Regions from separate parts of the Homo sapiens genome. Here all the other regions are linked to region 3. The links are chromatin loops, found by intact Hi-C in ENCODE. Cell type or tissue: heart right ventricle. All regions are shown on one strand.

The links. A loop is a pair of places that touch in the nucleus more often than their neighbours do. Peaks named below come from ENCODE experiments on the same cell type or tissue, not always from the same donor. Only the 100,000 strongest peaks of a DNase experiment are listed, where the experiment ranks them.
Region 1: a loop joins it to region 3, with 2.0 times the contacts of the local background. A loop is called at or near these places in 2 of 110 quality-filtered maps.
Region 2: it touches region 3 in a loop (2.8-fold over the local background); 6 of 110 quality-filtered maps call a loop at or near these places.

Annotation. Positions count from the first base shown.
Region 1 is chr6:5,649,328-5,657,327 of GRCh38, forward strand. The region is part of intron 6 of FARS2 (phenylalanyl-tRNA synthetase 2, mitochondrial); the gene reads left to right. Among named protein-coding and RNA genes, the nearest start is that of FARS2-AS1, 200 kb to the left of the region's middle. In heart right ventricle, no CTCF peak of the experiment used is centred here; a DNase peak (open chromatin) is centred at 4,674; H3K27ac peaks cover 271 bases.
Region 2 is chr6:5,504,513-5,512,512 of GRCh38, forward strand. All of the region lies in intron 4 of FARS2 (phenylalanyl-tRNA synthetase 2, mitochondrial), which reads left to right. Among named protein-coding and RNA genes, the nearest start is that of FARS2-AS1, 50 kb to the left of the region's middle. RefSeq lists an enhancer at 2,855-2,984. In heart right ventricle, no CTCF peak of the experiment used is centred here; a DNase peak (open chromatin) is centred at 4,789.
Region 3 is chr6:5,761,929-5,769,928 of GRCh38, forward strand. All of the region lies in intron 6 of FARS2 (phenylalanyl-tRNA synthetase 2, mitochondrial), which reads left to right. Among named protein-coding and RNA genes, the nearest start is that of NRN1, 240 kb to the right of the region's middle. RefSeq lists an enhancer at 2,467-2,656. In heart right ventricle, CTCF peaks have their summits at 2,919 (motif pointing left) and 4,548 (motif pointing left); DNase peaks (open chromatin) are centred at 806, 2,753 and 3,533; H3K4me3 peaks cover 334 bases; H3K27ac peaks cover 4,577 bases.

The DNA of each region.
Region 1 (8,000 bases), 110 kb before region 3:
TATCCTTAAAGTAGCTTGCATCACTTCACTCTTTTAAACTTTTACATAACCAAAGTTTCTGTCCCCAGTACACATTGTTTGGAAGATTTGAGTGGTTGGGGGCAACCCTGGAACCCTGAGGCAAGCTTCTGGTGACCCTTGAGGTTTACATGCAGGGCCAGGAGCTGAGGGTGCAGGCTGCTGGGGGCTTCATTCCCAGGAACACCGTGAAGGATACTGTGGTGTTCGCCCTACCTGGCACCAGACCAGATATTATACTTAATGCTTAATATACGATATCTCATTTAAACTGATGGCAACTCAATAAAGTGAATACTGCAGCTATTACCATTTTATAGATGAGAAAACCAAGGCTTAGAGAACTGAGTAACTTGTCCTCAGTCCACACAAGTAGGTAAGTGGCAAAGCTGGGATTGAACCCCCAGTCCATGTGATTCTAGAGCCCGTACTCTTATCCGCTAGGCTGTGTAGGATAGACTGATGGGGACCCACAGGCCAAGTTTGGCAGATGTGGTCTAGGGTTGCTCATGAGTTGAAAGCAGTAATTGTTGGTGAGTGAGGCCTAAAAATATCCTTCTCATTGCCTTTTTGATAAAAAGACCCCAGACTTTTTCTGAGAAGGGGCTTCTTAGATTTCCTACAGGTACTTTGATCATTGGGAAAGGTTCAGGTGACAATCGTATTATAGGGCAAGCAAGGGAAAGGGCCCCACTGCCGGACCCATTTTCTTTCCTGTTAGGAAACCTTTCTAACTAAGGTCAGAGGACCGAGCCTGGGGTTTTAAAAGAATTCACGGAGCAAAAGTGCAGGGGCATTCAGGAGGGGGACATGGAATGTGGCACGGTACCAGCAGTAGGCCGAGAGATGTCACCTGAATCTTCAAGGTCTAATGGTAGTTATCCTGGTACCGATGTCAAAGTGGGCCACATTTCTTTTTTTTTTTTTTTTTTTTGAGACAGAGTCTCAAAAGCACCCAAAGAAATGTTCCTTAAAATATATGTACATCATGGAAGAGAGATATATGCACAGAACAAACAGATGCTAACTATATACCTTTTCACATCAGCCATAATTCTGCAAGGCTCATTAATTCAAGGAGATTTACCAAGCACCATTATAATTTAAAAAATTAACCCTCTAACAAATTGCGGCATGGTGAGCTTTGGTGACTTTGTAAAGACATTTTGTAGTAACTTTGTCTGGAGTGCAGAGGTGCGATCTCAGCTCACTGCAAGCTCCCCCTCCTGGGTTCACGCCATTCTCCTGACTCAGCCTCCCGAGTAGCTGGGACTACAGGCACCCGCCACCACGCCCGGCCAATTTTTGTATTTTTAGTAGATGGGGTTTCACCGTGTTAGCCAGGATGGTCTCGATCTCCTCACCTCATGATCCACCTGCCTCAGCCTCCCAAAGTGCTGGGATTACAGGCATGAGCCACCCTGCCTGGCCAAAGTGGGACACATTTCCAATAAACAATTCCTACTGGAAGAGGCCCCACGTTTCCCTGGAGAGGGAGTGTGCTCCAATGGGAAGGGTTGGACTTTAGGATCAGGCTGACCTGATCCTGAGTTCACTTTCTGATTCTTACTGGTTTTGCGAGCTTCCACCAATTATTCACCCTCTTGTGGTACCTCAGCTACTGTACCAGTAAGATGTAGGGTTAATAGACTTTTGATTAAAGATGGCAGATTGAACATAAGCTTTAACCTCAGTTGCCTCTCAATACAGTAATAGTAAAGGGTTTGGTTTTTTCCCTCTCAGGTATAAAGTAATTAGAGACTAAGTGACGGGGAGAGGAGACATCAGCAACATAATTTTGGAAGCTGAAAAGCAGATGGAGAAGTGGAGCAGTTAGGTTTCAGTAGACCCAAGAAAGCTGAAATCCAAGTTGGCAGGGGAACAATCAAGAAGCAATCCAGCTTGAACTACAAAACCCCCCAAAAGATTCAGGAGTTAGTAGTACAAGCTTCCTCTTGAAGTAGGGCTAACACAGGACTGTCGATTGAAAATGTGTTTGAGGAGCAGAACCCTCGATTTTCTCCTCACTGACGTGTAGCAAAAGGACCACTCTGCCAATCACCAACAGGCCTTCATCTTGGTAGAAGTCTGGAGATTTATTCTCTGGAGATGATAAAAGCAAGGTGTTTCCACCAAAACGAGAAGTAAGCTAAGACAAGATCCACGAAGTAAGAGTTGCAACAAAAAAAGCAAGGCAAGAACCATCCCAAAGCCTCAGCTGCGCGGTCATCATCAGAGGGGGATCTGTTCAGACTGGAGCAGAGCTGAAGGCTTCAGGGACACTTCAAGAGGATTAAGTAATTGCAAACCTAATAACAACCATTGCCTCTTCTATTTATTGAGTGTTCATTGTGTGTCAGACACAGTTCTAAGCATGTGTGTATTAACGATTAAATCCTGATAGTAGCCCTATTAGATGGTAGTCATTATCCTCCTTTTATCAGTGAGGGAATTGAGGCACTCAGTGCTTAATCATTAGTCTAAAATGGCATAGCTGGTTAGTGGCAAAACTGAGATTTGAACCCAGGCTGTCCACACTCATAGCCAGCATACCACGCCTCACCCCCTTGACAACAGGAGAAACCAAGCTGATGACAAGTTAACACAGCTGGGAAAGCTGGGGGAAACAGAACGTTGCACAGAGAAGAAGTCATCTTAGTTTACTGTGGAGCTCAGTAGTGACCTGAACAGGTAACAGTGTGAAAGGGGATCTGACAGGAGTCTCCGCATGCCCACATCAGGAAGATCCGGGAGGGGCACAGGCATGGGCAGGAGATGTGAGGCATGAAGGAGCTAAGTGCTTCTCTTCGGTGATACAGAGGCAATGCCTAAAACAAATAACAAACCAGAAGTAGCAAGAAAAATAGCTTGTTTAAAGCTACAGAGAGACCCACCAAAGGAACCAACTAGAAGAGTTGAAAACAGGTCTCCTGTAGGTCGTCTGGGCAGACTGTGGCAGGATAGGGGATGGGGGCTGCTGTCTTTCAGGAAAAGTCCTGAGAATTATTTGACCCTTCGAATCTGTGCAAGTAGAACTTTGATAAAAATAAAAGCGAAACTTTAGAAGGGAATAAATACCTGGTAGTACTGTCATGAAATAAATCTGTTTTATCTTCCTAGGAACTCGGTAAATGTTAGTTTTTCTCTTTCCTTTTTCTTTCAAAGGACAAGTTCCCATCCCAGGCAGAAATGAAGGCCCAGTGCGGCGCAGCCGCTGATGGCTCACCTCTCTCAGAATGGCCCGACTGCCCTTCAGGCCTTCATTTCTCGCTTGCCAACTTCCAGGGAAGGACAGAAAAGCAGGGGATTCTGTTGACAGAGACCTTTGATGAGCGCTTGTTACCGTCCGTGGCCTTGTGGGGTGCCTGGATTGAGGCCCAGCAAATGGCCAGATGTGGGGCATAGCTAATGTGGGTAGAGCACCTCCCGCGGCTGTGGGAAGGGACAGTGACAGTGTCTGACTGCTCCCGAGGCGCTAGCAAAGGTGCCCTCCTGGCTGCAGGTAATGGGGGAGCTGCCCCAGACAGTCTGTAAGGCAGTGATCGTGTCCAGGATCCTAAGAGTTTCCTTTTAGCCACCTCCAACTAGGGCAAGAGGCCAGTATCTTGAAAGGCAGAGTTTGGGGCTTGTGTGTATGCAGGAGAGAGAGACAAAGTGTGTGTATTTATAAAGCATGCCATACGCCGTTTGTTCAGTGCAATATGCCACTTTATTTTTATCTCTTCTTACGTCAAAGATAGGGAAAGCCTATTAATCAGTAAATCTAATCATAAATATATGCATATATATCTACATTAATATCAAGTGTTTATATATTGATAAATTGATTTAAGAACGCTTTTCATTTCTGGCAGAACCTTAGACATTAATGAACCTGAATTCTCTTACTGAAGTATCCTCTTATTATTTTATAGCAGTTCTTCCTACTACAGGGTAATTATGAACCTGATTTTAACAAAAAAGTACACTGATCTACTGTAATCTGCTCAGTAATACAAGTGAGCTTTTCTATGCAAACCCTATTGCTCCAAAAAGAATTGAAGAAAAAATGTTTTACCAATTCAGACCCACAAGTATTTATTGTGCACCTACTACATGGAAGGCGTTGGACCAGCTGCAGTGGGTATAATGACGAGTAAAGCAGGCTCAGCCCTTAGCTTTTTGCATTTTATTTTGAAAAGGAAAATCCTAAGAACTAAGTGACCACAATACAAGTCTGACGAGACTGGTGTATGAGAGGAACAAGCAGGCCCCTCCTGGGGGATCGGAGGGGAAGACATCTCATTTCAGGGATCAGGAAGAGATAGACATGAGTTGAGGGATTTGCACTATTGGAATTATAAAATAACACATCCCCAACCTTCATTCATTGATTCATTTACCCATTCAACAATTGTGAGTGCCTGTTACCTGTCAGATGCTCCTCTGGACCCTGGGGATGCACCAAAGCAAAGCTCACCTTCATGGAGTGCAGGGAAGAGAATAGTGGAGAAGGGCAGGCTGCATCTTCGTGGAGTGCGGGGAAGAGGATAGTGGAGAAGGGCAGGCTGCCTTTCCCTGCTCTGACTCTACCCTGGTTTCTGTGAACATTCAGAAGTTTCCTACGTAATGCTGGGCAGTCCTTGGCAGTCTTGGAGTTTGGCTGGCATGGGTGCTGTGTGTAAGTATAGTATCAGTGGCACCCTGGGTTCTCTGACAGCATCAGGACATCACTAGTAGAGTCAGCAGTGTTTCTCAGAAGCTTCTGCCCTGACCCTTTGACCATGGAATCCCCAGTCACATTAGGGCCCTACGTCCACAGAGGAGCAGCAGGAGCAGAGACCTTCTGTGGAAACCACGGCTGCCCCATCCCAGCCGGGTCATAGGTCAGTGTGGTCTGCTTTAATGGGACATAACATCCTTTCTGGACCACCCTACTTGCCACATCCATGGGTTTCCTCCTGGCAGACTGTGGGGTCGGATGCCTCTTCTCCAATTATCTCTGTTACAGTATTCACTGATAACCATCTTAGAGGGATTAAATCAGAACTTACAAATGTTTTCCTGCAGTTGATGTTTAAAATATTTATTCCAAAAAAAACAAAGATGTTCTCAGCCTGATACATCCTTTGTGGATAATAGCTTGGACTGCATCAAGTGCCTCTGGGGTTAGGATACTGCCCTTCCCCTTAGGTTTAACTGAATGTTCAACAAGGATGAGTGTAACACCGAAAAGCATTAAGACTCGAAGACCTGCTACTCTTCAAGGGTGGATTCCAGGCCTTGGGAAGACTGTGTTAGGGGTATTTACATACTACCTGTGTATGTCGGGAGCCCCATACACCACTGCACCTGAGACCCCTCGGTGGGAGGTTTCAGTATCTATCCTGTCAGGAAGTGGTTCTCTTTTAATTGCAGTTGACCCTTGAACAAGTTTGAACTTCACCGGCCCACTTATACGTGGATTTTCTTCCGCCTCTGCCACCCCTAAGACAGCAAGACCAACCTCTCCTCTTCCTCCTCCTCCTCCTTCTCAGCCTACTCAATGTGAAGATGACAAGGATGAAGACCTTTATGATAATCCATTTCCACTTAGTTAATAGTAAATGTGTATTTTCTTATTTTCTTAGTAACATTTTCTTTTCTCTAGCTTACTTGATTGTAGCAGTATAGTATATAATACATACGACATACAAAATATGTGTTAACCATTTGTGCTGTTGGCAAAGCTCTTGGTCAAAAGTAGGCTATGAGTAGTTAAGTTTCAGGGGAGTCAAAGGTTACATGTGAATTTTTGACTGGGTGAGGGGTTGGTGGCCCCAACTCCCATCCTGTTCGAGGGTCCACCGTATATGCTTTTCTCTCCTTGAGAAAAAATTTCTAGCCAAATTTTGTCTTCCTTAAACTCTATAGAGCTTGAGCTTCCAGCTTGTGGTCTGAGAAACCTCTCTTTCCTTGGTGTTTGAGCAGTAATCCTTTTTAGCATGATTGATTTTTTTTTCATTCCTTTTTGTGTCCAGGATCCCACCTTTCACTGCACTGAGTAGCTGTACAAGTTTCACTGCCCTAACAAATTACCACAAACATAGTGGCTTAAAACAACACACACTGATCATTTTACAGCTGCAGATCAGATGCCTGAAATCAGTTTCACTGGGCTGAAACGGACTTGTTGGCAGGGCTGGCACCTTCTGGAGGCTCTAGGGGAAAATCCGTGGACTTGCCGTTTCCTGCATCTAGCGGTCCCTGCATCCTTTGGCTTGTGGCCCCTTCCTCACATCTCCTCCTCTGACTCTGGCCCTCCTGCCTCCCTCTTATAAGAATTCCTGTGATTATGTTGTGTCCACCCAGACAATACACATCTCCCCATTTCGTGATTCTTAACTTAGGCATGGTTGCACAGTCCTTTTTGCCATGTAAGGCAATATTTTCTCAGGTTCCAGAGAATTGGAGGTAGGTGTCTTTGGAGGATCATTCTTTTACCTACCACAGGTGCTAATTAAACATTTTTAAAACTCAGCTGGTTGTTTCCTTTCCCCATCTCTGTCTCTGAGTATTTATGGACCAGGTTTTCAAAACACATAACTCACTTCCCTGTTATAAAGTAATAAATGTTAGAAAATTTCTCTCAGTTCTTTAAAACAGTTGGGAAATGATTAAATTGTCTTTGCAGTGATTGTGGCTTATTACTCTGAAAACTGGACTTGAACTCCAGGTATGTTGGGTATCATCCTAGGGAACCACTAACACTCTAGAAAAACCAGTATCGCCATTTTTCTTGGAAACTCTCCTTTCATCTCCAAGTACAATGGAAGACAAGGAAGAGGACGGTCCCTGTGTTGTTGCTGTTGCCATCATCTTTGTTGTTGTGGATTCTTGCCTTCTTTATCCCCAACTCCAGAATTCCTATCTGTGCCAACCTGTCACTGGCTTTGCTGTGGAAGCCTTGACCTCCTCTCACACACATCAGCTGTAGCTGGCTCCAATATGTCATCTGCCACACGTAACCTAGAATTGGAAGGTAACCAAGAACTGGAAGTGTAACCAGGTAACCTAGAATTGGAAGTGTTTGTAGAGGAGAGGAAATAAGCTGAGTGAGTAATGTGCTTGAGCTCCAGGGTCCACTTCACTGTTACTTACCTTGTGATTCTTGCCACCCCCCAGAGCACCAGAGCAGTGACATTAAACAAACTCTTGACTCTCAACCATGTTTCTCCTTAACCTTGTTCTTTGTTTTTTTTTTGGAGACAGAGTCTCGCTCTGTCGCCCAAGCTGGAGTGCTGTGGTACAATCTCAGCTCACTGCAACCTCCGCCTCCCGGGTTCAAGAGGTTCTCCTGCCTCAGCCTCCTGAGTAGCTGGGACTACAGGCGCATACTACCACACCCAGCTAATTTTCGTTTTTAGTAGAGACAGGGTTTCACCATGTTGGCCAGGCTGGTCTTGAACTCCTGACCTCAAGTGATCCACCCTCCTCGGCCTCCCAAAGTGCTGGGATTACGGGTGTGAGCCACTGTGTCCGGCCAACCTTGTTCTTTGACACAGGTGTTTTAAGCATACATGTGGTGTGTCCTAATGAGAATGAAAATTGTGTGGGTGGCTAACCATACCGTATATGTCTTAGTGCTCCAGTGAGTATCACTTGAGTGGCTTTTGATCTGTATTTGACAGATACTTTAATAATGTTATACAGATATTTTACAGATACTAAAATATTTTATATTTTACATATCCTTATGTAATGCATATATGTATATACATTGTGTATATATACATATGTATCACAATATGTGAAAATATATATAAAGGCCTTGTGAATTCTTTTCAACTATTATCTCTTTATCCCCTTTTTGTGGGATGTGTATTTAGAAAAAATAATAATAGAAAGTACCCTTTATTATTGTTCAGCTTCCACCCCCCTCACAGTTCAGAAGACTGATCCTTGTATCTTTCAAGCTGGAAGCCTTTATCTAAACGAGGGCCTGTGAGTTTAAATTTCTCTGG
Region 2 (8,000 bases), 260 kb before region 3:
TAGGTGTTTTCAAAAATTAAAATAGTGTGGACTTAACAGAAACATCCATTGAAGACGTCAACAACTTCAAGTCGCACAAAATGCAACATTAAGGAAGAGACAAAAATTACTGACACCAAGCTCGTATCAAACACAAATACTTTTAGAGAAATACCAGGACAGAATTCAAAACATACAGTTACAAAACTGCTCAAGGTATGTAAATGTATGCCAAGACCAATTACTATTTATATTACTTTTAAATGTTTATAATTAACATAAAGAATGTAAAGAATATAAAGTTTTTATATTTTGCCTTAATGTATGTGGACTTTTATTTTTTCTTTTTTGACATAGGGTCTTTCTCTCTGTTACCCCGGCTGGAGGGCAGTGGCACAATCTCGGCTCACTGCAGTCTTTGCCACCTCAGTCTCCCAAGTAGCTGGGACCACAGATGCAAGCCATCACACCTGGCTTGGACGTTTTTTAAAGAAAGATTTTAGTTTTGAAAATAGTTTCTGAATAAGAGTGATTATATAGATCCATGATTATGAGAAAACCAGTTTGTCAGTCAATAAATAGACATTTCAAAATAATATAATTTTAATTATTTGTGGTACCTACTTTCACTCTCAGAAGTGTCTTGGTGTGAATGATAAATTATATGGCTATTTTATTAATAGCTTTTGTGAATCTTTAGGTTTAAAACATGGTAGAATTCAAAACGCTGAGATTAGATGGAAAAGGCTTGGAGGCCCAGCAGCTCAGTCCCTGGGAGCTTCCTTCGCTCTTCCAGATTGATACTTTAGTTCCTGTTGTGCCTTAGTGGTTTTGCTCCACCATGACCCCCTTTCTTAATTGAGTAGCTCCACTCCAACTTGGACAGTTGTCTGTCTGGCAATGGTCCCCTCACTGTGGAGGCAATCACACTTTTAGCCAGAGAATTTTGGATTTAAGAGAAGAAAGAGTACTGTCCACATGGTCCTGAAGCGACATACATCCTCCTCAGCTGACAGGATTAAGAGATTAAAGTAAAGACAGGCATAGGAAATTATAAAAGTATTAATTTGGGGAACTAATAAATGTCCATAAAATCTTCACAATCCACGTTCTTCTGCCATGGCTTCAGCTGATCCCTCCGTTTGGGGTCCCTGACTTCCCGCAACATACTGTCCCTCTTCAATGGCTGAAGCTATAGGATGCGATGCCTGAGAGCATTGAACAATCATGTTTCTCAACTTTGCACTTGAGGAGCAGAGGTAGCCAGTCTGCAAACAGAAAAGGAAGACAGCAGATGCAGAATGAAAACAGTATGTTTGATATCCAGGGTGTGGTTTTTCCTGAGACTCCCCTTCAGTTCCACCAGCTATTATAATATTACAAACATTTTTATAATAAATTAACCTTTTGCTATTGTAAATTTAAGTTTACTTGCTGTTGGCAGCCAGAAGAGTCTTTTCTTTTCCACCTGAGTTTTAAGCAAATTAAGACATTGAAACAGGTGAAGGAAAGAGAATGTCAGCTTTATTTCTCCTCAGCTGATGGAATCACATGGCTTTGCATCTGCATCAAGAGGACCTGCTCTCCCTCCCTCCCCTCCAGCCCAACCTGGAGAATGGTGGGGTCTGCATAACAAGCATAGTCTCTCAGCTGTCCCAGTGGAGAGCAGGGCAAGAAAGCCTATTCCCAACTTCAAGGTCTTTTAGTAGATCAGCTCCGCCTCATCCAGAAATATGGACCAGCAAGTAACTTGCTCCTCCTAGGGAGTACTGAGCTCCTAGCGGGACTCAGTAAAGGGCAGGGTGTGGGGTCAGGAGAGTCACTCTAACGGAAGTTTTTTAGCAGAGAGAAAACAAGGCCAGCAGAATAGAGGAACCCCACTGTGAGTTGAAACTAAAACCTGAACCTTGACTCTCAAGATTTGTGAATGCCCCACTGTTGGTCCAACATTCAAATGGGCAGCTAGAGAGAGTGGGGCTGGGCACAGCCTCTTAACCACCGAATTGTCTTCTGTTTACAATTCTGCAGGCTCCTTCCCCATGTTTTGGTTGGGATCAGTGCAGAAGCTTCCCTGGTTTGTCTCTAGCACCTCCCACCACTGCCTAAGATTCCAGACGGGTATCACTCTGTGGACACCCAGCATATACAAACCTTCATAACATTACACGAAGATGCTTGGAGCCTGGGAAGGATCTGCTTTGAGGGGAAAGAGCAGATTTAGCTAATAGACATGGCAACTGGTGAGAAAGGTCATCTGCTTCAGTGGTTGATCACTGAGGCATTCATGAAAACAGCTAGATGGAGAATCGCTCTGAAAGTTCGTGAACAATAAGATAGCAGGGGAAATCTGACTATAACAGTAAATCTTCAGTGTTGCTCTTGGCAATCCAGAGTTTTTCACAGAGAGAGGCTAAGAGGCTAACCATATATTTAAAGACTGCCCCCTTTCCTGGATACATGTCTACTGTAAATGGCTTTGATTTTTCAACATAGGATGACTTTTTCCAGTTTTGCACATTTGAGTGCATGCACACTGCTGTTTGGAGTTTTAGATCTTTCTAAAATCCGATTCACACAGACACCTAACCTCTTTAACCCCTTTCTGCCACCTACCTTCTCTGTGAATACAGTGCTTGCAGCCTTTCAGAGACAGAGGTTTCAGAATTTGGCAGCAAAAAAAGTGATGGCTTCTAACACATTTACAGTGTGGTTAACAATAGCAGTTGCTGAACTCTGCCATGGCTGACTAGCTTTCCACTGTTAAGTGTGGTCACACTGGTAACATTTACTTAGGAACTGGGCACACGAGTTAAAATGTTACATGCACAACCCATTTGGGGTTTGAGGTATTCTCTTCTACATACGTTTTACTTGTTCATAAAAAGGAAGCTCTTTAAAAAAAAAAAATCTGATGTTTAGCTCCTGTTGATTCGTAATGGCTGAGAAGGAGTTTGAAGCATGTTTCTTTTCATCTCCTTTCAGCTTTTAATTTTTAGTACTTTCACTTATGTCTGTAAAAAGCAGTTAAAAGTGAAAGTCCCCTGACAGGAGTGTGTAATTGGCAGGCTGGGGTGGAAGGCAGGGGCTCATGATGGCTTTAAGAGAACGTGAAGAGGAAGCAGAGCTGTTCATTGTCAATGGTAATAGCTTTTAAGAGAGGCAGAACTTATGATTTGAGCTTAATTTCTAAATGAAGCTCATTTTCCAGTGTCCCAGCCCACCTCTCAGTGGCCTCCCGGCTAGTGGGTCAGACTGCGGACACGCCATGATGGCACACAGAGAGAAGACCGGAGGGAGCAGAGGGACAAGGGAGAAGCAGAGAGCAGGGGAGAAGAACTTAGAGGTGTATAAGAATTTGTTTATAAGTGTGTAGCCTGTTAAAACCTGACGATCCAAATGGGATGGGTGGCCAGAGCTTATGCCCCGAGGTAGGAGAAGGTTTCTTTTGCTTCTCAATTTCAGAATGTCTGGTAAGCAAGTGATTGAGAGTTCTGGGTTTTTATAGGCAAATAGAGAAAGGGAACAAGGCATGAAGTTTTATTAAAGCAAGGTATGCTTCTATGTTTCACAATAAGTTATTAAGTTCCTCTACTTATTTTCTAGCACTGCAATATATATGCATATTCTAATGGGGAGTTATTAACTCTTTGAAGAGATGAAAGGCAAAGATGTGAAATGTCTGGGAAAACAATCAAGTCAGTGATATAAACCATTAAGTGCAGTGTGCACCAAGAGAGGAATTTTCACCAGGAATGTAGGTGATCCCCATGTTGAGACCTAGTATAGTTTTGGATGCCACATCTCCGAGGGGATCATCCCCCACGTGGATTCCTCTCATCAGAATCTTTCTTGTAGTCTTTGTCCTAATTTATTTTTTGTTACCATTGGAATCTATAAGATGAGCAGATAATTCAGCAAGAAACAAGCTCAAGTGAGTGAACACATGACAGCAGGGACTGAACCAGAGGGCAGAATGCAGAGAGGCCAGGAGGGAATCTGTGAATTAGCAGGAGATCTTCTTGGGGAAAGGGGAGCAGAGTGCTGGCAGGTGGGGCGGGGGAGGGGCTGAAGCCCTCCCAGCAGTGGAGGAAAGCATGGGTGTACCCACAGGGAGGGCACAGGCCCAAAGGGTACAGGACAGAAGTGAGACCGAAGTCTGAATTGAAGGCCCTGAAAGGTAAAATTAGGAGATTGCCTCTGGTGGCAACTAAGAGCATGTATGTTCTTGGGCATGGGTTTGAGAGGATTCAGCAAGTGACAGGATGACAGCCAGGCAGCCGTACGCAGGGCGGACTGGAATGGGAAGCTATCCCGCACGGAGAGGTGGACAGAATTTGAATCATAGTACTATCATTGGAAATGAGGGGGCACTGAGAAATGGAGAAGACTTTCGGAGGAAGAAACGACAGTATTTAGTGACAAATATAAAGGAAGGAGTCAGCAAACATTTTCTGTAAAGGACCAAATAGTAAACATTTTGAGTTTTGCGGGCTGGTCTCCAGTTGATTTTTGTCACTATTCGGCTCTGCCATGGTAGTGTGAAAGCAACCAGAGAAATACATCCATGCATGCGTGTGGCTGTGTTTGCCCCAAGGGCCACACCATAGTTTGCCAATCCCTGATAGAAGGGATGAAAAAACATTTTCAACCTTAGAGAATAGACGTAGACATTAGGTAAAAGCTGTTAACCTTGTAGCCAAGATTTCATTTCACCCAATCAGAATTGCTGAGAACACTGTCTTCCTGAGATACTAAACTTCCAGCTTTGCCCAGGTTCTCCTGCCCAGCATTCCTTGGCGTGGAGCTCGAGGGTGACACTGGGTTTGCGTATGCAGATAAGAGAAAGGGAACAAGTTACAAGGTTTGATTAAAGCAGCGGCCCCTCCGTCTGGTGAATGGCTCCTAGTTTACACCACGTAGCTGATGAAAATGTCACAAAGAAATCTCGTGAGCACACTGGGGAAGTGAGTTGTTCCTGGTAGGACACAGTTGGTCCTGGTTTTTACAATTCCAGTGCAGCTCGGCAGACAAGGGGCAGACTCGATGGGCATAGTGCAGGAAAATGGGTTCTTAAGGGTAAGGCGAGAGGTCCCAGCTACTTGTGAGTGGCTTACTTTTCCAAGGAGTCGATAATGATGGAGAAAAGGATGTCCAGAGGGTGGTCCATCTAGCTTGGCGCCAGAGCGGGAGAGCTGTGGAAGCTCAGCAGGAAAGACTGAGCGTGGGGACTGTGGTCTCTGCAGAAAGTGGGTGGTTTCTTTATGGGGATACCTGCTGGAGTGTGCTGGTTTTTAAAAAACAGGTTACTGGGAAGAGCATTATCCACAACACAACATCTATATATACCAACACATAGCATATGCACACTCCTCTACATGTTTATATATACACATCGTTTCTGGTTTATTTTCCTCTTACTCAAAATACATTATGTCGCCCAATTTTGTTTTCTCATTTAATGTGGAGCTCTTTATGGTGGTGTTAACTGTAATTTTAGCTCTACATTTTGTGAGGCCCGCCAGTGTTGGGCTGGGGATTAAGGAGAGTGTCATCTGGATAGATGGCAAGAAGGCAGCACCGCTAGATTTTTATAGGACAACCAAAGGCTGGGGTTTGGAGGGGTTTTTTGTTTGTTTGTTTGGTTGGTTGGTTGGTTTTTGCTCCCTTTTCTATTTAAACAAAGATTTTGCCTCATTTCAAATTTTTTTTTAGTTCAGTGATTCTGTGGATATCTGCAGAGTGAAACGTTACATTATTTTTCCTCAGGGGTGGCAGATGAGTTAGTCGACCCCTTAGGGAAGACTCTGCCTGGGTCGACCCCTTAGGGGAGATGCTGCCTGGTCCCTTCGCCCTCTCCCTGCAGGGTGCCATCCTGGCCTGCCTCCTTCCAGGCAACCCCAACAGAACTGCGGAGCTGAAGCAGCCTCTCCCCTTCAGACCTCAGAGAGCATTTGTCTGACCGTGAGTTCCGCCGCAGCCTGGCCTGTCTTTCGCCCTAGTTAGTCTTTAAGCTCCTGAATGCCCGCCGCACGCCCAGGGCTTTGCACACGGTGGGCACACGGTGCCTTTTGAGCGCGGGAGAGGGTTGTGAGCTGTTTGTGTGCGGAGCCTGTGTCTCACTCATCTTTGCAGCCCCTGGACCTGCTAGAGAGCTAGCACACTCACCAGCGCTGGCCGCGTGAGAAGCGAGTACGTGAGTGCTGACACAGTGATGAGCTTGACCCCATATGTAGTAGAACGGGTTCCCAGCCTTGTGTCTGAGCCCCACCCACCCCCCTCTTGTCCTCTTGTCCTTTTGGGGATTCACTGTCAGAGGAGATGACCTCAGGAAGTTAATGAGCCAATGAGAGATGAGCTGGTATTTATTAATGGCAGGCCGATGCCTAGGAGTGCCTGTCTGTGCTGGGCTTTACCGGTATGCAGAGATGCAGCCCCCCAGTGGGCTTGATGTGAGATCTCCTCCTCTCCCTCCCTCAGCAGGGCTTGCGGGGATCCTGAGGATCAGAGCCTGAGTTGTCTCCCATGCTTGAGCTCAGAGGGGACTGAGCTTCCCTTCTCTCTCAAGACACAGGAGGGAGAAGGAGAGGCCAGATGGCACAAGTGTCCCACACTTTCACCCCAGATTGGTCCAACGTTTAGTCAAACCAGCACATGAATGGTAGAGGGACAGAAGTAAGAACAAGAAAGAATGATAGATGCCAAGATGAAGATTTTGTACATGAGAAGGTATTTAAGGGATCTTGCAATTTTCCTGCAGGAGAAAAAGAGAAAATGAGGAGAAGGAAAGCATTTGTGCTGTAAGAACTAACCTATAAATTATACTTAAATAACTTCCTCAATAAGCATAAATCATGCAGTTACATAAAATCATATTGATTTCATTATGTTCGTATTAATACATTTTAATTTTTAGGTGCACATGCCTGAAGGCACAAGGCTCTTAAACACATAATAATCAAAAAGCTAATTAATCACAAATGGGCAAGTTTCCCAAATAATTCCAGGAATAGGTACAATTAAGAAATAATACCCTGCGCACAAAGTAGAATAAAAACACACAAGCAGACAAGAAACTTCATTACAAGCCATAAAAACCAAAGAGAAAAACAGAAGAGTCTCATTTCCTAAGCCAGGTAATGCCTAAGCCAGGTAATGTATTAGGAGGGCTATTGGAGGAAAAGGGTCATTTCGTAGACCTGTGGCCCTAACCATGCCTTTTCTCTGTTTTCCTCATTAAACTGGTGAATCTTGACTCATGCCTCTGTTATATTAATGATTTCTTCTAGCTTTGAGGGATCTAGAAGTCTCATAAGCACCCCTTTTATTTCTCTGAGTGGCTGCTGAGAACCCTAAATAGAACAGGGACAGGTTCAGGAGTCTGTTAGAGGATACAAGAAACCTCTTTCCATGTGTACACATTCATTAATCAGAACTTTTCACATATAAAGGTTCAACAAGTTTCAGATCCATCTAAATAAACAGTTGAGTCCTCTTTTCTCTTTTGTGAGTATATTCTAGGGACTTCAGCCAAGTGCTTTGCTATAATCAGAATATGCTTTATTTATGGCATTTTTTGGCTTACCCGCCCAGTAAATGCAACCACAAGAGATGATAAGAATGGGATGTTAGTCAGCACTCTTTTAGTTCCAAGAGTCAGAAACCCAACTAAAGCAAAAAAAGGAAATTCAATTGCTCACATAATAGGAGGCCCGGGGGGTGGGCTTGCTTCTGATTCAGCTGAATTCAGGCCACACAGCTAATTAGAGGGAGAGCCAGTTCTGGAATTGACTTCAGGTCCTCCGACTCCCAGGGCAATGCTCTTTCCATTACCTGGTGCTACCTCTATGCTACCTCAATCAATAGCAGCCAAATTAAAAACAAAATGAAACAAGAAGGGCATGTCTTCTCCTTGGGGTCACTAATAATTTATTCTGATTTTACCTCTCAAGACTTGCATTGTTCATGTTCCTGAAGGAAATTAGCAAAGGCTTTTGGGTGTCTTTATGAAGGAGAAATCATTG
Region 3 (8,000 bases):
TTGCAGCCCCCCTGCTGTGTGCACACCAGTGAGCTGTTGTCTGTTTTGTTTTGTTTTTCAATATAATGTGGGTTCCCAACTTGCATTTCTAGTAATAATCACTGGGCATCATGTGTTCAGGGTTCATCTATGTTGTAGCATGTATCATATCAGTGATCCATCTGTACAGACGAGGAAGTTGAGGCTCAGATAATTTGTCTAAGGTCATTCAGGTCTTTCTGTGTGGGCTGAAGTAGAGGTGGATAACCTTCAGCTGCCTGAATAATAATACCAACTGTTAACTGTTAGCATGAACAACACTTAACACTTTACCTATACATTTTTTTCATTCAATTCCTTCAAAAACTCTTGTTAGTTCATGATCTATATTTTAGAAGGAGAACCTGGACTAGAAATTAAGAACTAGCCCAAGACTCTGTAACTGAGAAGTGGTAAAGCTGGGCGAGTCTGCATCCCAAGTCTCTCCATAAGAGAGTCCATTAGATTTCCCCGGAGCAGTTATTGTCATATACACACGCATGCAAGGACCAAGGAGCTCGGCCACATCCCGCAGGAGGTGCTTGGCAGGAGACACTCACTGGGAAGTACCAGGAGAAGTCACAGGGAGTGATGGGAATAAAAACCTGGGGGTGTTTTGAAACATCCCTGAGGACTTGGCGAGTATTTGATGTTAAAAAGCATTTCTTGCCTGCAAAACACGTGTCTCTAAGGAACTCTTACGTTGCCGACGTGTGCTGGCTAGGAGCTGGGCCCGGCGGGGGAGGCCCTCTCTCTCTCTGCCTCTGGCCCTGCCTCCATCAAGGCCTGGATTGGAGTTGTCTTTCCCAAGGCAGTAACTGTCAGAGGAACCATCTGGACTGGTTTCTTGTGACTGACTCTGAGGAACAGAAATCCCTCTGGGAGGAAATCACAGGCACAGCAGCAGCAGGGAGCGGCAACACTGGTGTTCACTGGCTGGGAGCTGGGGGAGGCACCGCTCAGAATGGCCCCACAGGAGCGTCAGGCCCAGGACAGACCGTTGTGAGAACGAGGAGGAGAACCTCCTCTCCTCCTCTGGGGAGTGCGTGTATGGTATTTGCGAAATAACAAAGGGAATAGATGGAGGGGGCGAAGAAGTGTCCAGAGCATTGTTAACTGATGGAGCCCCATCATCTGCACGATGGCTTTCTCAGTGGGCCCTGCCACGCTGCACTTTGCCCTCATTAGGCCAGCGTGCTTCCCTCCGGCTCCCATCGCTCATATCATGGGCCCATCCTAGCCTTGCCCTTTCTTCCTGTGCAGGCTCTGGGAATGCTGGAGGATTGCTTGAGCCTAGGAGTTTGAGATTGGCCTGGGCAACATAGCGAGACCCTGTCTCTACATGAAATCAAAAAATTAACTAGATGTGGTGGTGCATGCCTGTGGTCCCAGCTTTTCAGGAGGCTGAGGTGGAAGGATTGCTTGAGCCCAGAAGGTCGAGGCTGCAGTGAGCCATCATTGTGCCACTGCCACTGCACTCCAGCCTGGGTGACAGAGCAAGACCATGTCTCAAATAAATAAATAAATAAAAGGATCTCTTCTGTCTTCTGAGGTGACTCCTAGGATTCTAGAGCCAGAAGGAGCCTCAGAGCACATTTATTCCACTCCTGTCACTGGGGGCAAAAATGAGGCCAGTAGAGGTTAAATGACTCGCCCAGATTCACACAGTCATCACAGGAGCTTGGGCTGGCACCCAGGCCTCCTGCCTCCAGGCCTGTGTCCTCTTCTTGCATTAAGCCCAGAGCAGTTCATTAGGAAAACCGTATAGAGTCATGAGACCCTAAGTCTCATGATCAGAATTTCATCTTCTCTTCCCTTTTGGTTTTTTTTTTTTTTTTTTAACATAGAGAAGGTAAAGGGGGAAAATGATTTACTTAGTTTCCAGACCACTTATTTAAATCCTGCCCAATCTGACTTCCACTCCTCACTTCACTGTTGCAGCCAAAGCTAACTAATGCATCCGTGCTCCAGGGGAAGGAATCTCTTCCCATCCTCAGTCCAAAGTCAGAGTCCAAACTCTGAGGAGGGTAAAAGAAACACAGGAAATACAAGTCCCTCACCCCCACAGCCTCATTACACTCTCCAATAAGCCACAGGAGTAAAGGAGGAAGATGGGGCGGATGCGTAGGTATGGAGCGCCTACTCTGGGTGGCTGGCTCTGTATTAACACTCTACACGCCCCCTCATTCAGTCCTCACAAACCCTGGAAAGCAAGTTTTGTTCGCCTCACTCTGCAGATGGAGTTATTGAGGCGAGAAGGGTGATGTAAGCTGCCCAGAGTCGCACAGCTAGCAAAGGGCAGAGCAGGAATTAGAACCAAGTTTCTCTAGCTGCAAAGTCTGGTTCTCCACTCCACCATGCCCATTCACTTCTATATTTTCAGGAGAGGCCATGGAACCTGTCCTCACTTCCTCCTCCTCCTCCTGCCTTACTGTGCCTCTTGCCCGAGTCCAGCCCTACCCACTAAAGCATTGCACGTATTGACCCTCGCAGCCATGCACAGTGCCTCTGACGTGGGCAGCTCCAGACTGAGCTTCTGCATCAGACAAGCAGGAGACAGATGAGGAGTGAGCCGGGGAAACCCAGTGTTTGTTACTCTGAAAATGGAAGCTGCCCCGTGACAGCATCTTCTCTCCCGTTGAGTAATCCCTGCATGAATAGATGGCAGCTGCAGTGACTGCTGGTCATATGTGATCTATTCTGGGAGGTGTTGAGCGCACCATCCAAGAACATGAAGTCGCTGCTCTGTCACAGATGGAGAAGCAGACTATTGTGGATGTTGCAGGAGCTGGGATTTGGCTGGATCCCCTGGAAAGGTTTTATTTTGAGTGCAGAGCCTGTTTGGTTGCCAGGGTAAACCAAGTGGTTGTATGATAGAGGAATTCCAACCCTCGCTAACACTCTGACCCCTTGTGCCAGCTTTCCAATAAGGCTTGAGAGTTCTTTAGAAAATCTCCTTCTTGGCACACTTTGAACTGGAGAGCAGTGACACTCTTGGCAGTGCTTTTGGTACTTGTTAGTTGTATCACTTAAGTTGATCGGGAAAAGAAAATAATCACTGGGGAGGGACCCCTTTTAAACATTTATAGTTTTGAGAATGCTTCACTGATCCAGCCCTGACTATACTCAGCACCTATACATCCTTGTCTTTGGTCTAGGGGCTCTGGTAGGAGGCGGCATTGAAATATGCCATCCCCTCCCTGCTGTTGCATTCTGCCGTCCAGCCCAGCTCTCCCATTGGCCCACACGGGGCTGCCCCTCTGGCCCTGGCTCTCGGCTTCCACACAAGCAGCTACTCTTGTACAGGATGGTAAAGTTAGGTGGCATTCACACTGGAGCAGGGACCAGGATCCAAGTGAAAGTAAGTTTCAGGAAAAGCTTGAGTCATGTTTCCAGTTTCAAGAGCCAGGCTGAATCTCTCAGAAGGGGAGCTGACGGGCGGCAGTGGGAGAGTGGAAGAGGTGGGCCCTGGGCACAGCATGTACTATGGCATCGCTCATCACCTGCCAATGGCAGGGAGCGTGGGCTGTCTTATATTCTGTTTGCCCCTCTCAAGAGGTAAGCTCCTAGCAGGCAGGATAACCTGAAGCCCTCTGGTGGGCCCTGTAGTGCCGCACTGTACTAGACAAACAGCGCGTGTCAGTGTTCTCGGGGAGGTGGGAGAAATTATGCACTGAAGAGCAAATCTCGGGAGAACATGAGGTTCCACGTGGGGTGCGGTGTGGCTGACTTCATCGCCAAGCAAGTACCAGCCCCTCCTGCTGTCATGGGCGTACTAGGGAACAGTCCTTTGCTCAGCCGGCTCCTGGGTTTCTGCAGGACCTCAGCAGGCTGCTAACTCCCGGATGTGAGCTGGTTGAGGGCAGATACTGGGTCCCCTTCATGTGCTTCTCTGTGTCCAACTCAGTGACTGAAACATGCTGTTTGTTGAATAACTAAAGGAATCTATGAATAAACTGGTGACAATGGAAGCCCCAGAGGTTCAAACATTCTAAGATGCCTATACCAAAATCTTTAAAAAAAATCAAACTCTATCCAGTGACCAACTCATTTTAGCCAATACCCCAATGCAATGAAATTGTAGCACCAAAAAAATTTTTTTAGAATCTCTCTTCAAACTCCTTATAATGGGATTTGACCTCTCAGACTTAGTAATGGGCAATCTGGTTTACTTTGCCTATGAGTAGAAGCTGTGAAGTACATAAAAGAGAACTTTTGTTTGCCTCTAAAACTCCAGGTAGTCAGTGCAGCCTGTTCTGTCCTTCGGGGCAGGCTTCTTGTCCTGATGAGTGTGCCTGCGTGAGTTGGGGGAGGACAGTAGCAACCTCGTGGTGCCCACCCCGGCCCCCATGCTCTTACCCTTCCTTTCTTACCCTTGCAGCCATCCCATTTTCCCAGCCAGCTGTCTGGCTTCCCAGACCACCTTTTAATGCCCCTATAAGCAGGAAAGACATTAAATCGTCTGTGCCCCAGGCACAGCCCACCCCACTCACAGTCATTCTTCCTGTCCAGCTGTGCCCTCTGTTGGTGGAAGGGCAGAGCCAGAGAGGAGCATGGGCTCATTCCATCTCATTTTTTAACAGAACAGTTAAAAGAAATTACTCTTCTCCATAACTTGCAAACCTTGTCACTTCTTAGAGGACATTGGGATTAAAGGAAGAGGGTGACAGTTAATAGCTGGGCTCTGAAACCAGATTTCCTAGTTTTTATTATTTTAATTGAGGAAAAATTGACATAACATTAACCATTTTTTAAAGTGTACAATTCAGTGGTATTTAGTATGAGAACAGTGTTGTGCAACCATCACCTCTATCTAGTTGTAAAATATGTCATTACCCCAAAGGAAAACCATATCCCTATGAAGCAGTCTCCCCTATGACCCCTGGTAACCATCAGTCTGCCTTCTATCTCTATAGATTCCCCTTTTCTGGATATCTTCTGTAAATGGAATTGTACAATATGTGTTCTATTGCATCTGGCTTTCTTCACTTCTGTTCTTGAGGTTCATCCACATTCCATCTAGTATCCATCCATGTATCAGTACTTCATTCCTTTTTATGGCTAAATAATATTCCATTGTGTGGATATACCACATTTTGTTAATCCATCCAAAAAAAATTTTTTTTTCAGACTGAGTCTCACTCTATTGCCCAGGCTGGAGTGCAGTGGGGCGATCTCCACTCACTGCAACCTCCACCTCCCAGATTCAAGCCATTCTTGTGCCTCAGCCTCCCAAGTAGCTGGAATTACAGGCGCCCTCCACCACACCTGGCTAATTTTTGTATTTTTAGTAGAGACGGGGTTTCACCATGTTGGCCAGGCTGGTCTCAAACTCCTGACCTCAAGTGATCCACCCGTCTTGGCCTCCCAAAGTGCTGGGATTACAGGCATGAGCCACCGCGCCCGGCCAATCCATCCAGATATTAGTGGACATTTTCATCTTTTGGCAATTGTGAATAATACTGCTATGAACATTCTTGGACAGGTTTTTGTTTCAACACATGCTATCAATTCTCTAGGATATATTCCTAGGAGTAGAATTGCTGGATTATATGGTAATTCTGTGTTTAACTTTTTGAGGAACCACCATACTGTGGTTTGTACTATTTTACATTCCCACCAGATTGCTTAGTTTTGAATCCAGCCCTGCCACTTACTTGTTAGCTGTGTGAGCATAGGTAAGTTACTTATGGTCTTTGTGCCTCAGTTTCCTCATCTGTATAATGGGTCAGTAATGCTGTTTACTCAATGGGGTTATGATACTTAAAAGAGGTGGTGTATGTGAATGCCTCAGAACAGTAACGGGTGTACAAAACTGGTGCATAAATGTTTGCTGCTGCTGCGCTGTTACTGAGAGACAGTGTAGGTCATGGCAGATGGAAGACTGAAAAGGGTTTGGGCTAAAAGAGGCTGCATTGGGTGATATAAAAGAACCAGCAGAACTAGAATCCAGACACTTGGAGTTGGTTGCTGAGGGCATCTTTCACTTGAGGAATCAATTTTCTTATCTGTTCACTGATGAGCTCCAAGAACCTTCAGCTCCATGTGCCTGTGGCTTTCCTCGGGAGACCACTCTTCAAGAATGAGGGACCAGGGTCCTCCACTCCTGACCACTTGCCAGCTCCATTCTTTCAGCTCTCCAACATGAAAAAGGAAGACAGGAGTATGTCCTGTCATCTGAAAGCTACACACAGAAGTTTCTAGAAAATGAAGCCTTCTCTGTCATCATTCATGTTAGGAAAAGGCAAACCTGGTTGACTTTCACTTGATTCTATTGAATTCAACAGAATCACCAAACAAACATTCTGCTAAATAGTATTTCTCTCATATCTATATATTATGAGTATTTATCTCATAATCCATGTATTTATGAATCATTTACACCTAATTCATCAAAATGCTCTGTATAAGTTGTTTGAATCCCAAGAATCCTTATAGAGGCCTTTTTCTGAGCACATAGAAATAGGAAAACAGATTTTTCCCCATCCATCTTCAATTGGCAATAACTTTTAGAGGTGCCATATTACCAGCTCTTCTGCTAGGAGGGACCAGAGTGAAACAGTGAAAAAACACAATGTGATAATAATTGCCACAATGATACTTTCACCTCACACCCAATTAGCACTTTATAATTTGCAGAGTCCTGTCAATTTCTAAACAGGCCCTGATTTCTCCATATCTTCTCCAATACTTGTTATTTTCCTTTTGTTTTTAAAATGAGCATCCTAATGGGCCTGAAGTGGTATCTCATGGTGGTTTTGATTTGCATTTCCCTGATGGCTGAAGTTGAACATTTTTTCATGTGCTTGTTGGCCATTTGTTTATCTTTGCAGAAATGTCTATTCAGATCTTTGGTACATTTGTTTTACTATGTTGTTGGCTATTTTATCGTTGAGTTGTAAGAGTTCTTTGTATATTCTAGATACAAATCCCTTATCAGGTATATGACTTGCAAATATCTTCTCCCATTCTGTGTGTTCCTTTTTGACTTTCTTGATTGTATGCCTTGAATTAAAAAAAATGCCTAATTTTGATGAATTCCAAGTTTATCATTTTTTTTAATTTTTTCACCTGTGCTTTTGGTGTCATCTAAGGAGGTTTTGCCTATGCGGTCATGAATATTTACTCATCTGTTTTCTTCTAAGAGTGATAATAGTTTCAGCTCTTATATTGAGATATATGATATATTTTGAGTTAGTTTGTGTGTGTGTGGTGTGAGGTAGGGATTCAGCTTCATTCTTTTGCATGTGGATATCCAGTTGTCTCAGTATCAATTGTTGAAAAGACATTTCCCCCTTGGATAGTCTTGGTGCTCTTGTCAAAAACCAAATAACTGTAAATGGAGCAATTGTAGTTTGAATGGAATGGGTCAGCACTTGGTGGCAGCAGGGGTCTTGGCTATGTAGTTTCATAAGCTCCCACTCCTGGAGAGCCTCTGTTTTCCTCTCAAAGCCAGGTTTTTCTGTCTCGCTGCGTTTTGGTGCCTGAAAGGCTTGGGTGGGCATGGTACCTGGAGTACTGTTGTTCGGAGCACAAAGTGAGGAGAAAAGACCACTCTACTTTGTGGGAGGTCCTTGGGGCAGTTTGGGCAGCAGTGCCTCCCCCAGGAGTCAGGGTCCCCACCCCAGAGGAATGTCCACAGAGCAGAGCCATTGGCCTGAGCTGGACTGAAAAAGAAAGAGCCAGGTGGGGAGAGGATTTGATTTCTCCCTTGGTCTAAAGCAGGCAGCTGACATTGGGTGAGGGAATGGGGCAGGCCTCCATGTGCTATCGGGAATCCCCAGGAGGTCCCTACAGAAAACTTCCACCCCCAGCCCAGCTTGTTTATCACAGCCCTTCAGTGGTAACTTCCTCCTGTGGCTTGATCCAAACGGGGGCTGCATATGTGGCCAAAATGCACATAACCCTGTGAGGCACAGCATAGCAGCTTATCTTCCCTGAAAGTGGAAGGACAAAAGCAGGACAAAGATGACCAAGCCAGG